Regions from separate parts of the Homo sapiens genome. Here region 2 is linked to region 1. The links are chromatin loops, found by intact Hi-C in ENCODE. Cell type or tissue: endothelial cell of umbilical vein. All regions are shown on one strand. Links, peaks and the distances in the headings refer to the core of each region. The heading gives the core; the rest is flanking DNA.

The links. Hi-C counts contacts between places; a loop is a spot of excess contacts. Peaks named below come from ENCODE experiments on the same cell type or tissue, not always from the same donor. Only the 100,000 strongest peaks of a DNase experiment are listed, where the experiment ranks them.
Region 2: a loop joins it to region 1, with 7 times the contacts of the local background. A loop is called at or near these places in 3 of 110 quality-filtered maps.

The regions. Positions count from the first base shown.
Region 1 is chr9:75,167,151-75,172,537 of GRCh38, forward strand. It overlaps LOC105376090 (a long non-coding RNA gene), which reads left to right. Exons shown (of 2, transcript XR_001746731.3): 2 at 1,015-1,412. Among named protein-coding and RNA genes, the nearest start is that of OSTF1, 81 kb to the left of the region's middle. In endothelial cell of umbilical vein, for the core only: no CTCF peak of the experiment used is centred there; DNase peaks (open chromatin) are centred at 341 and 2,641; H3K27ac peaks cover 3,218 bases.
Region 2 is chr9:75,105,793-75,111,179 of GRCh38, forward strand. All of the region lies in intron 1 of OSTF1 (osteoclast stimulating factor 1), which reads left to right. Among named protein-coding and RNA genes, the nearest start is that of OSTF1, 20 kb to the left of the region's middle. In endothelial cell of umbilical vein, for the core only: no CTCF peak of the experiment used is centred there; a DNase peak (open chromatin) is centred at 2,969; H3K27ac peaks cover 1,895 bases.

The DNA of each region.
Region 1 (5,387 bases), core at 148-5,147:
CTGATTTTCTTTTGTTCTGTATCTGTGTTTTCTCTTTGCTCTGTAAGCATACTTAAGACAGTTGTTTTAAAGTTTTTGTCAAGTAAGTCTGAGGTATGGGCTCCCACAGGTACAGTTTCTTTCAGTTTATTTTGTTCCTTTGAATGGGCTACAATTTCCTGTTTCCTGTATGCCTTGTGATTTTTTTTATTGTTGAAGGTTATAGTAGTCTGTTTGTTTAGTATTTTTTCCAAACTATTATTGAAAAGACTATATTTTTTATCATGTGAGGTCATAGAAGTCTTTGTTCCTTAGCTTATATTCAGCTAGTGTTCTGACTGAGATTTCCGTGAGTGCCAGGAACTAAAAACAAAACAAAACAAAGGGAGAGAAAGGGAAAACCACCTCTACTAATCTTTCCAGACTGCCTCTGTATATGTGCATGTGTGCCCTTCCTTCAACAGTTAGCCATCCTCACACTGAGTCTACAGATCAACTCAAGGTGAAAGTGTAGGGTCATCTTAGGTCTTTCTTCTGTATGTGTTTTGTCCTGGGTGTGTACATGGCTTTCTAAATTCCCAGTATACATGACTACTTTTGAATGTCCTGATTTCCTAAAGAAATTTTCCTCAGCCTTTGCCTTGGGCAACTTATTTTATGTTTTGACTATAATCTTTTGTCCCAGGCACCTGAAAGTTGTTAGTTGGGCTTGTAGTATTTGAGAGCATTGCTTTTTTGGCCTGATTTCTGAGGTAGAAAAAGAGATGTTTGCTTTCCATCACTCCTTCAGGTAGTCCCCAGACAGGTTAGAACAGACATACATGATTTGTGGATAATATCTGCTCTGCTCCACTCCCTCTTGAATCAGAGGAAAGCGTCCTACACTAAGAATGCAGGCAGCCCCTGCTTCAAGACCAAATCTGCTATAAAATCACCACAAACTTTCCTAACATTTTGTTGTGCTTTTTTTAATTCAGTTTTTGTTTGCTAGAGTTCTGAAAAAGTTGATTCTGATAGTTTATTCTTGTTTTTTAGAGTTTCTGTGGGAAATGAGAACTGCAGCTGCCAACTTCACCATTTTGCTGATGTCACTAAGTGCAAGTTTGACTTTTCAATTAGACCATCTATGCCTAAAGAGTAAGAGCTGTGGTTAATCTTCATAGTTGTGTTTTTCTCAGCATTTAGTGTACAACTTTATATAAAATTGAATTCAATGTATATTCAACTTGAACAGTGCTGTATTCATCATTTACTGTACATTCTAGTGTTAAGTCATATATACATTCATTCATTCAACAATATTTATTGACCTCTTGTATTCAAGGCATGCCCTAGCTGAGTTATAAGGGTGAATCATAGAGGTAAGATTTCATTCCTAAAGGAGTGAATATCTAAAGAAGGGAAGACAACAATAAATAACATTAACAAAGCAACAGGTTGGTTTGTGTTTCCTTGGAAAGATGGCTCTTTTGGTGCTGACTTCTTAGATAACAGAAGCTTCAGACTAGGCTCTGGGGAAGGATCTGAAAGCAATCCCTCTTCCTGGACTTGGTGGTTTGTGCTTGTAGTCCCAGTGACTCAGGAGGCTGAGGCAGAAGGATCACTTGAGCCCAGTAGTTTTGAGTCCAGTCTTGGCAACATAACAGGACACTGTCTCAAAAAAAAAAAAAAAAAGTAACCCCTCTCCTCTTTCTGACTTCTTCCTGTACCCTTTGGGTTTGGAGAAGAAACTGTGGACATTCAAGGAAGTGCTGAAGAGGGGACAGCTCCTAGTTCTCCAACTCTTTTGTTATTTGTTTGAAAATTCTGAAATCTAACTCTTGGCTCAACTCCCTTGTTTAGCTTTGGCTTTGAGGCGCCTGAAATTTATCCCCCAACTTCCCCTGCAACCTCTACTCTCTAAATTGAGGATTGCTTAATTCCTTATTTAATATTTCAAATGTGGATTGTTGTATCTTGAAAAATATTCTCTGGAGGCATAACATTTAATTAAGTTTCGTCAGGGTAATGGCAAGGAAATTAAATTACATATTGTTTTTGTCAGAGTAGTCAACTAGAGTGCCACTTGCATGTCAAGCCTTTTTCTCAACAAAGGTTTTAAGAATATTTATATGCTTGGAGAAGATTTTTGTTTTTGAGTTGATTGCCTTTCATATTCATATTATTCTACCACAGTCTACAAATAAAGGACAAAACAAAACATCAGAAAGCAAAATTGCCTTGATGAAAAAAAAATATAGTGCTATTTTAATCTTAACCTTAAAGTGTTTACCCCTGTGGGTAATGGTATCATCTGAAGGGAATATAAGTGCCACATGCTTACACTAAGTGAGTAAAAGAGTATCTGTGAAGTTATTCAAAAGGATAGAAGAGATGAAATTTTTTTTTTTTTTTTGGCACACAAACCCCATGAAGGTCAGTTAATAGCAGACAGTTGTGTCATTAAATAATTTTGGATTTAGTACTATTTTTTAGAAAATTCCTGATTTAAATTGAGAAAAAAGAAATAGCCCAGAGCAGTCTGAGCTATGTGAGGTGTGCAACATTTATAAGGCCTGGAGATTCATGAATATGGGACATAGGTCATCCCCCAGCCCCTACCCATGCCCAGGAGCAATTGTTTAAAGGCATTTCGTTCTTTTTTTTTTTTTTCCACGTAGTTTCCTGACTAGCTGACTCACCCATTATCTTCATGTTCCTGGAATTTGTGATACAAAGAAAAATGTATAGCCAATCTAGCTTATGTTATTTTAATGTAAAAACTTGGTAAACAACCTAGGACCTGCCTCTTCATTTTTCCTTTAACAGCCCACTTGTGGCCCGGTGCAATGGCTCATGCCTGTGATCCCAGCACTTCGGGAGGCTGAGGCCAGTGGATCACAAGGTCAAGAGATCGAGACCATTCTGGCCAACACGGTGAAGCCTTGTCTCTACTAAAAATACAAAAATTAGCTGGGCGTGGTGGCTCGTGCCTGTAGTCCCAGCTACTCAGGAGGCTGAGGCAGGAAAATCGCTTGAACCCAGGAGGTGGAGGTTGTAGTAAGCCGAGATCATGCCACTGCACTCCAGCCTTGTGACAGAGTGAGATTCCATCTCAAAAACAAACAAACAAACAAACAAACAAACAAACACCCACTTGTATACTTGTAGCTGCTGCTAATTAGAGCATATATTCTGGGAAACTTGAAACTATTCTCCCCAGTTGCAGTCCTCAAACTTGGTCCAATAAACTCTCTACTTGTATTAATTTTACCTCAGTTTATCCTTTAGGTCAACAAGATGAACAGTTGAATGAAGTCATAGAATAATTGCATACTTTTGTTGTTCATTTTGGCTAAGTTGCCCTTGCTCAAATGCTGAATGAAATGTATGGATAGCATGGCTAGTAGTGTCCTCTATCAGAAAAGCTAATTTATTTATTCATTCAATTCATTCATTTATTCAATCATACAACAAATATTTATGGAGTGCCTAGTGTATGGCAGATATTGGTGGTGAATAAAGCTGACATGTTTTTTCTATGTTTAACTGAGGTCTAGTTTAGGAGATAAACAATAAATAGGTAAAGAATATGAATTATGATATGTGGTATGCAGAAAGGAACCAGGGGCTCTGTTAGGGAATAACAGGATTTCTTCAGTTGAGATTGTCATTTGAGAAAAGGGAATGAAAATGAAACTTGATAAATGAAAATAAAATCCTAGGCCCCCCAAATGACTAAATGGACCCCCTCTTGGCCAACAGGATGCCAGAGTAACCTTGAAAACTGAGTTCTTGGTCATGATGGGATGGGAGATAGGACACGTCTTATTATACCCATCCCCTCACTAACCACCAACAGGCTTTCTTCCCTGAGGGCTAAACAGAAACCAGTTCTTTCAAAACATTTTACCTCTGATGTCACCCAGCTTCCTGAGGCTGCTCCCCCTTTTTGCAGTTTCAGCACAACAACTGACCAGCATTCCTTCCTGATAAGAGACCACCAACCACAGAGTAGTTCTGACCAGTCTACAGAGGATGAGTAGTGTGGATTTTCATGTCCTCTCTTCACCTTTTGACATCAGAGGGCTGAAAACTCCACCCTTGGATCATGCTAACACTGCCATTTTTTGTGCCTGGGTTCCATAGAGAGTCACGAAGCTCTGTGCATGTGCTTGTTTCTCCTTTCATAAATACTCATGACTCCTCCTCTAGCTTATTTTTATTTTTATTTTTGAGACAGAGTCTTGCTCTGACGCCCAGGCTGGAGCGCAGTGGAGCAATCTTGGCTCACTGCAAACTCCGTCTCCTGGGTTCAAGTGATTCTTCTGCCTCAGCCTCCCAAGTAGCTGGGATTATAGGTGCCCACCACCATGCCTGGCTAATTTTTATAATTTTAGTAGAGATGGGGTTTCACCATGTTGGCCAGGCTGGTCATCTCAAACTCCTGACCTCAGGTGATCCACCCGCCTTGGCCTCCCAAAGTGTTGGGATTAGAGGCATGAGCCACTGCATCCGGGCCTCCTCTAGCTTATTGAATATGTATATTTGGCCACCCTGTTCATCATAAATTCTTGTTCCCCTTGCCCTTCCCATGAAGTGTGTTTCTGGCTTCTGGCTGGGGGATACACTTTCCCAGACTGTTAGAAAGGCCACCCTGCAGGCTGCAAGCCTTTATATGTATAAAAAAAGCTCTCTTTTTCAAATTTATGAAACTCATGATTCTTCAGTTGACAGACTGGATGAGAAGGAACTCTCCAGGTAAGGCATATGGGATTTTGAAGCTTCCAGATCCAGGGGAAGGAACATGCCTTGAAGCTAGAAAAACCTTGCTTTGTTTAAGATATAGAAAGTAGGGCTGGAACAGAGTGAAGGAGGGAAAGACTTTCTAGGACAAAGTTAGAGAGGTAAGCTGAAGCCAAATAATCCAGGTCAGTGTCAATCCTTGATGATGGGATAAATACAGAAATTGAAAATAAGCTTGTAAAGCCTTTTAAATGATTTGACATAGTGGTTTGATAGCTCTTCAATCTAATGAAAAAATTGGACTTATATTTTGATGTCTTATTTCTGGTTTCATTTTTTCTAGTAATTCATTTTTATTTTATCTTATAAAAGTATCCATCAGAGAGGAATTGAAAATTGAAAAGAAAAAAAAAAAAAGAAAAACAAGCTGGTTCTTTACCATAGATAGTTTGAGAAGCATTGCTGTGAGATCTTATAAGTTCCAGTAAAGAGTTAGATTTTATTTTTAAGTTCAAAGGGAAGTCATAGAAAGTTTTAAGTTTTAAGATTCACTTGAATTGATTTATCCTTTAAAAAGACCACTATGGGGCTAGTTTGGCTAGCACACATGTCAAAAAGTGGACTCCTTTGGCAGATGAGGATATATTTCCTAGGCATTTTATTGACACATGAAAAGGAAAAGA
Region 2 (5,387 bases), core at 241-5,240, 61 kb before region 1:
AAAGAGCTTGTCAGTTGAAATTTCAAACCCCGCTCTCTGGGATTTTTATGTTATATGATGGAGACTAAATAAAATTAACTAGTAGGTATGGCCCATCAAGATGTAAAAGTAAACCAAGTTTGCTGAAAGGCACTGAAAAGTATAAGCAAAGAAAAAATGGATTAGAAAGGCACACTGTTAATAAACAGAACGCTCTTGTCAGAAAACACTCAGGCTACTGTTTTTAAAGAGTCCGCTATTCCTGCAGCTGAAATCAAGACATGTTTCAAATTCTTTAGGTTTTTTCTGTTTCTTTTTTGGATTGGATAGGGGAAGTGGTGGGGAAGAGGTGGTGTTAGAGAGAGGAGGGATGGAAATGTCATGTTCAGAGTTGTTGCTGTTAGTTTTTTCTTTAAAGGTATATGTGCAAACAATTAATTGAACTTGATTTAATTAATCCAAGAGTATAAGTAGGCAGGAAGAAACTTACTCATTACATTGGAAACTATTGGACATTGTTATACTCACAGTATGACTTTCTTTCCAAGGATTATAGCCTCTCTTTTTATTTTCAAGAGCAGTGGGCTTTTAGGCTGGGCTCAGTGGCTCATGCCTGTAATCCCAGCACTTTGAGAGGCTGAGGCAGGCGGATCACCTGAAGTCAGGAGTTCAAGATCAGCCTGGCCAACGTGGTGAAACTCCGTCTCTACTAAAAATACACAAATTAGCTGGACATGGTGGTGGGGGCCTGTAATCCCAGCTACTTGGGAGGCTGAGGCAGGAGAATTGCTTGAACCTGGAAGGTGGAGGTTGCAGTGAGTTGAGGTCGTGCCATTGCACTCCAGCTTGGGCAACAAGAGTGAAATTCCATCTCGAAAAAAAAAAAAAAAAAAAGCAGTGGGTGCCGGGCGTGGTGGCTCACACCTGTAATCCCAGCACTTTGGGAGGCCGGGGCGGGCGGATCACAAGGTCAAGAGATCAAGACCATCCTGGCCAACATGGTGAAACCCCGTCTCTACTAAAAATACAAAAATTAGCTGGGTGTGGTGTTGCATGCCTGTAATCCCAGCTACTTGGGAGGCTGAGGTAGGAGAATCACTTGAACCTGGGACGCGGAGGTTGCAGTGAGCCCAGATTATGCCACTGCACTCCAGCATTGCGACAGAGCAAGACTCTGTCTCGGAAAAAAAAAAGAAAAAGAAAAAGAAAAAAAAAGAAAAAAAAAAAAAAGCAGTGGGCTTTTGTGGAATGACGCCAATAGAGATCTGGGCCAGGAGGCCTGTTCTGAGCTAATCACCTCATTTATGGGTGTTGGAATCCACAAAGCCAGAGGTTGAGGGGGAGCCTGTGTTGGCCCAACAGAGTACAGCTGTTTTCTGTCACCCCAAGAATAAAAAATGATGGCCTTAACTCTTGGATACCATCCCACGGACTCCCCCTGTTTTGTTTTTCAACAGAAAACATCCTGTTTCATCATGCATATTTAGTAGAATAATTCAAATATGCCTCATAGAAATAATTAATACTTTTTCTTACCCCGAGAGTAGCCAGAGATGATGACACTATTTTTTAGTACCCACGGGGTATAAATTAAGAAGATTAATGCTCCCTGCATGTTCTTAGACAGATGTGAGAAAGATATATGTATAAAGTATTATTTTCCATGATTCTCTCTTGATCAAATAATTCTCTTCCTCTTCTTTCATTTTGAGAGCTCTAAGATTGCTTGCAATTATCTGCTTTTGGGGGAAATGGGAGAATATTGTTTTTTATATACTTGCTGAGATCCACAAAGTAGGAAAATATTCTTTATAGAGTCCTGTAACAATTCCTAATTTTATCAGATAGTCTGGAGCAATGGCTCCCAAACATTTTTTGACCTTGAACTTCAGTAAGATATGTATTTTTCTTGATAACCCAGAACATAAAAATACACACATACATGACCAGAGGGGAACACAGAAGTTCGCTTTAGACTCAAATTTTTTCCAAAATCTACCATTAAGCTTTGGATAACTGGCCAAATGGTGGAATGCCAACTTTATTTGGCACACCAAGACTTCTGCTTGAGCAAGGATTATAGAGTGCATCGGTAACCCTCATGCCTCATCACTTTAGCAGCATCAGTAATGCAAACAAGGCATGACATATGGATTTACTGTTACCTTAATATTCACTTTGAAGGTTGGGCCTGGTGGCTCATACCTGTAATCCCTACACTTTGGGAGGCCGAGGTGGGAGGATTGCTTGAAGCCACGAGTTTGAGATCAGCCTGGGCAACATGACTCCCGTCTCTACAAAAAATGAGCTGGGTGTGGTGGTGCATACCTGTAATCCCAGCTACTTAGGAGGCTGAGGCAGGAGGATCTCTTGAGCCTGAGAGGTTGAAGCTGCAGTGAGCTATGATTGCACCACTGTACTCCAACCTGGGTGACAGTGAGACCCTGTCTCTCAAATAAATAAATAAATAAATTAATTAATTAATCAAAGAAAAAAGAAAAAGAAAAAATTTGCTTTGGAAACAAGTAATTTCTCTAAATGTAACAGTTACAATGTGTGCCTTTCTGATTTGCCTTTTGTGGAGGTGGCATGACCAGGGTAACTTTTTTTTTTAATTCCTAGGACTGAAATCATTTTCTTCAATTTTTCCCCAAGAAAATTTTCAATATTAATATATTGAAATTCTCTCAGTTGAATGTATAAATGATTATTCATTGTTGGAGGAGTAAATTATTTTAATAATTAATGATGATAATGAGTCCGAATTTTAAGTATGAAAATTATTATATAAAGAGTAAAAATTACAGGCATAGATTGAGAATTAATGTTGAGAGAGTGTGATTGCTAGTAATTCTGGGGAATCCATTGTATTCTTTGTGGGACTACTTTCAGTGACATTATATCATCATCATTAAGCAAATATTCAGGCCCAGGAGATGAAGAGATTAAGTCTTGACCTCAGTTGGTTCCTATCAGGGAGGAAGGATAGCTTACTAATGTGCTGGCAGCGTCACTTCCGGCAGCAGTGACTCTGGCAGAGCTAGCGCAAGAACATCTTGCTTTTTCTACAGACCTTGTTTTAGAGAGAGGATTTGTTTAGTTTTACAGAAGTCCCATCAGGCTGCAGTTAACAGTACCAAGGAATTACCATTTCTGCCCTTTTATATCAAACTTTTAAAGTGAGTCTACCGGAATTTTAGTAATAAGAGTGTAATTTTAATTATTTTTTTGGATAAAATCTCAGGTTTATTCTTTTTTTTTTTTTTTTGGGTGGAGTCTCACTCTCTTGCCCAGGCTAGAGTGCAATCTTGGCTCACTGCAGCCTCCACCTGCTGTGTTCAAGAGATTCTCCTGCCTCAGCCTCCCAACTAGCTGGGATTACAGGTGCCCGCCAACACGCCCGGCTAGTTTTTGTATTTTTAGTAGAGATGAGGTTTCACCGTGTCGGCCAGCTGTTCTCCAACTCCTGATCTCAAGTGATCTGCCCGCCTCCACCTCCCAAAGTGCTGGGATTACAGGCATGAGCCGCCATGCCCGGCCAGGTTTCAGATTTATTCTTGTATCCCAGTAGTTCATTCTGTTAAAGCCACATTTGGCTTTGGCAAATATTAATTTTAGCATTTGGTCATTTGGCATTAGGCCAAAAAATGTGTATTTGGTAAATTTATTAATTAAATATCCATCTACCTGTCCATGCCCAATAAGACAAAATTTCACAAAACTGTAATTTCTTCTATTATGTATAGTGTACACTGGTCTTTCTGACCCATTTAATTTTCTTAAAGTCAACTAAATTAGTTTCTCAATCTACTAATAGGTCATGACCTTCAGTTTAAAAGTGTTGAGGTGACTCACTGTGTTCTGGGATTAGTGAAACAGTGAGGAGGGGTTATTTTTGTATGCAATATTTTCTTCCTACGGAAGATGACCGGAAGGGATTTCTAGTTATGTTCCACTCCCAAAAATGCAACTTAAGGTCTCAAGGCATGTTAAGACTAGTAACAATGAATTAATGCTACCACCAAACAATTTTCTATAGTGGCTGTACTAATTTATGCTCCCACTAGCAGTATCTGGGAATTCTATTTGTTCTATAATGCTTAGCAATGCTGGTATTGTTTTTAAATTAATAGACTATTTTTTTTAGAGCAGTTTTAGTTTTACAGCAAAATTGAGTGGAAGGTACAGAGATTTCTCATATACCCCTGCTGCCACACATGTGTAGCCCCTCCATTATCAACATCCCTCACCAGATACAGCATTCTTAAAAAGACATTTGTTAGAATTGATGAATCTTCATTGATGCATCAATGCATCATCATCATCCAGAATCCATAGTTTATGTTAGGGTTTGCTCTTGTTGATGTGGTTTCCATGGGTTTGGACAAATGCGTAATGGCAGTGATACTCTAATAAACCATTAGAGTATCATACAGAGTCGTTTCACTGCCCTAAACATCCACTGTACACTGCCTTTTCAACTGTACCTCCCCCAACCCTTGACAACCACTGATCTTTTTACTGTTTCCATAGTTTTGCCTTTTCCAGAATGTCATATAGTTGGAATCATGTAGTACATAGCCTTTTCATGTTGACTTTTCACTTAGTAATACGCATTTTAGTTTCCTCCATGTCTTTTCATGGCTTGATAGCTCATTTCTCTTTAGTGCTGAATAATATCCCATTGTCTGAATACACCACAGTTGATTTATCCCATTGTCAGTATTTTTCACTTTAGCCATCAGAGTGAGTATGTAGTAGTTATCATAGCCATTGTAAGTGAAGCCCATCTAAGTGTCTCACACTTCTTAACATTCTTAAAAAGACATAAGTGAAATAGTCTATCTATTACAGATGGCCAGGGGCTGATATTTTAAATAGTCATTCCTCTTGCTGTTTATCGTATATCTGTGTATCTGTCTCTTATAGTGAGCAGTTTCTTTCTTTTTTTTTTTTTGAGACAAGATTTCACTCTGTCATCCAGGCTGGAGTGCAGTGGTGCAGTCATGGCTCACTGCAGCCTTGACCTCCTGGGTTCAAGTAGTCCTCCCACTTCAGCCTCCTGAATAGCTGGGACTATGGGTGTGTACCAACCGCAACCACACCTGGCTAATTTTTAAATTTTTTTTGTAGAGCTGGGGTCTCATTGTGTTGCCCATGCTGGTCTTGAACTCTTGGGCTCAAGCAGTCCTCCACTTTGGCCTCCCAAAGTGCTGGGATTACAGGTGTGAGCCACCGTGCCCGGCCCCAATCCCTTTTTAATGATATCTGAGTGGCTTTCTTTAGAGGCTTCTCCAGTTTTTCACCAACAGGAAATAAAATAGATTAGAAATTCTTTGCTCAAATTTGTAAGCCCCAGGCCCGCCTAAGTGCTGTTTCAGGGCCTCAAAAATGAGCTGACACATACT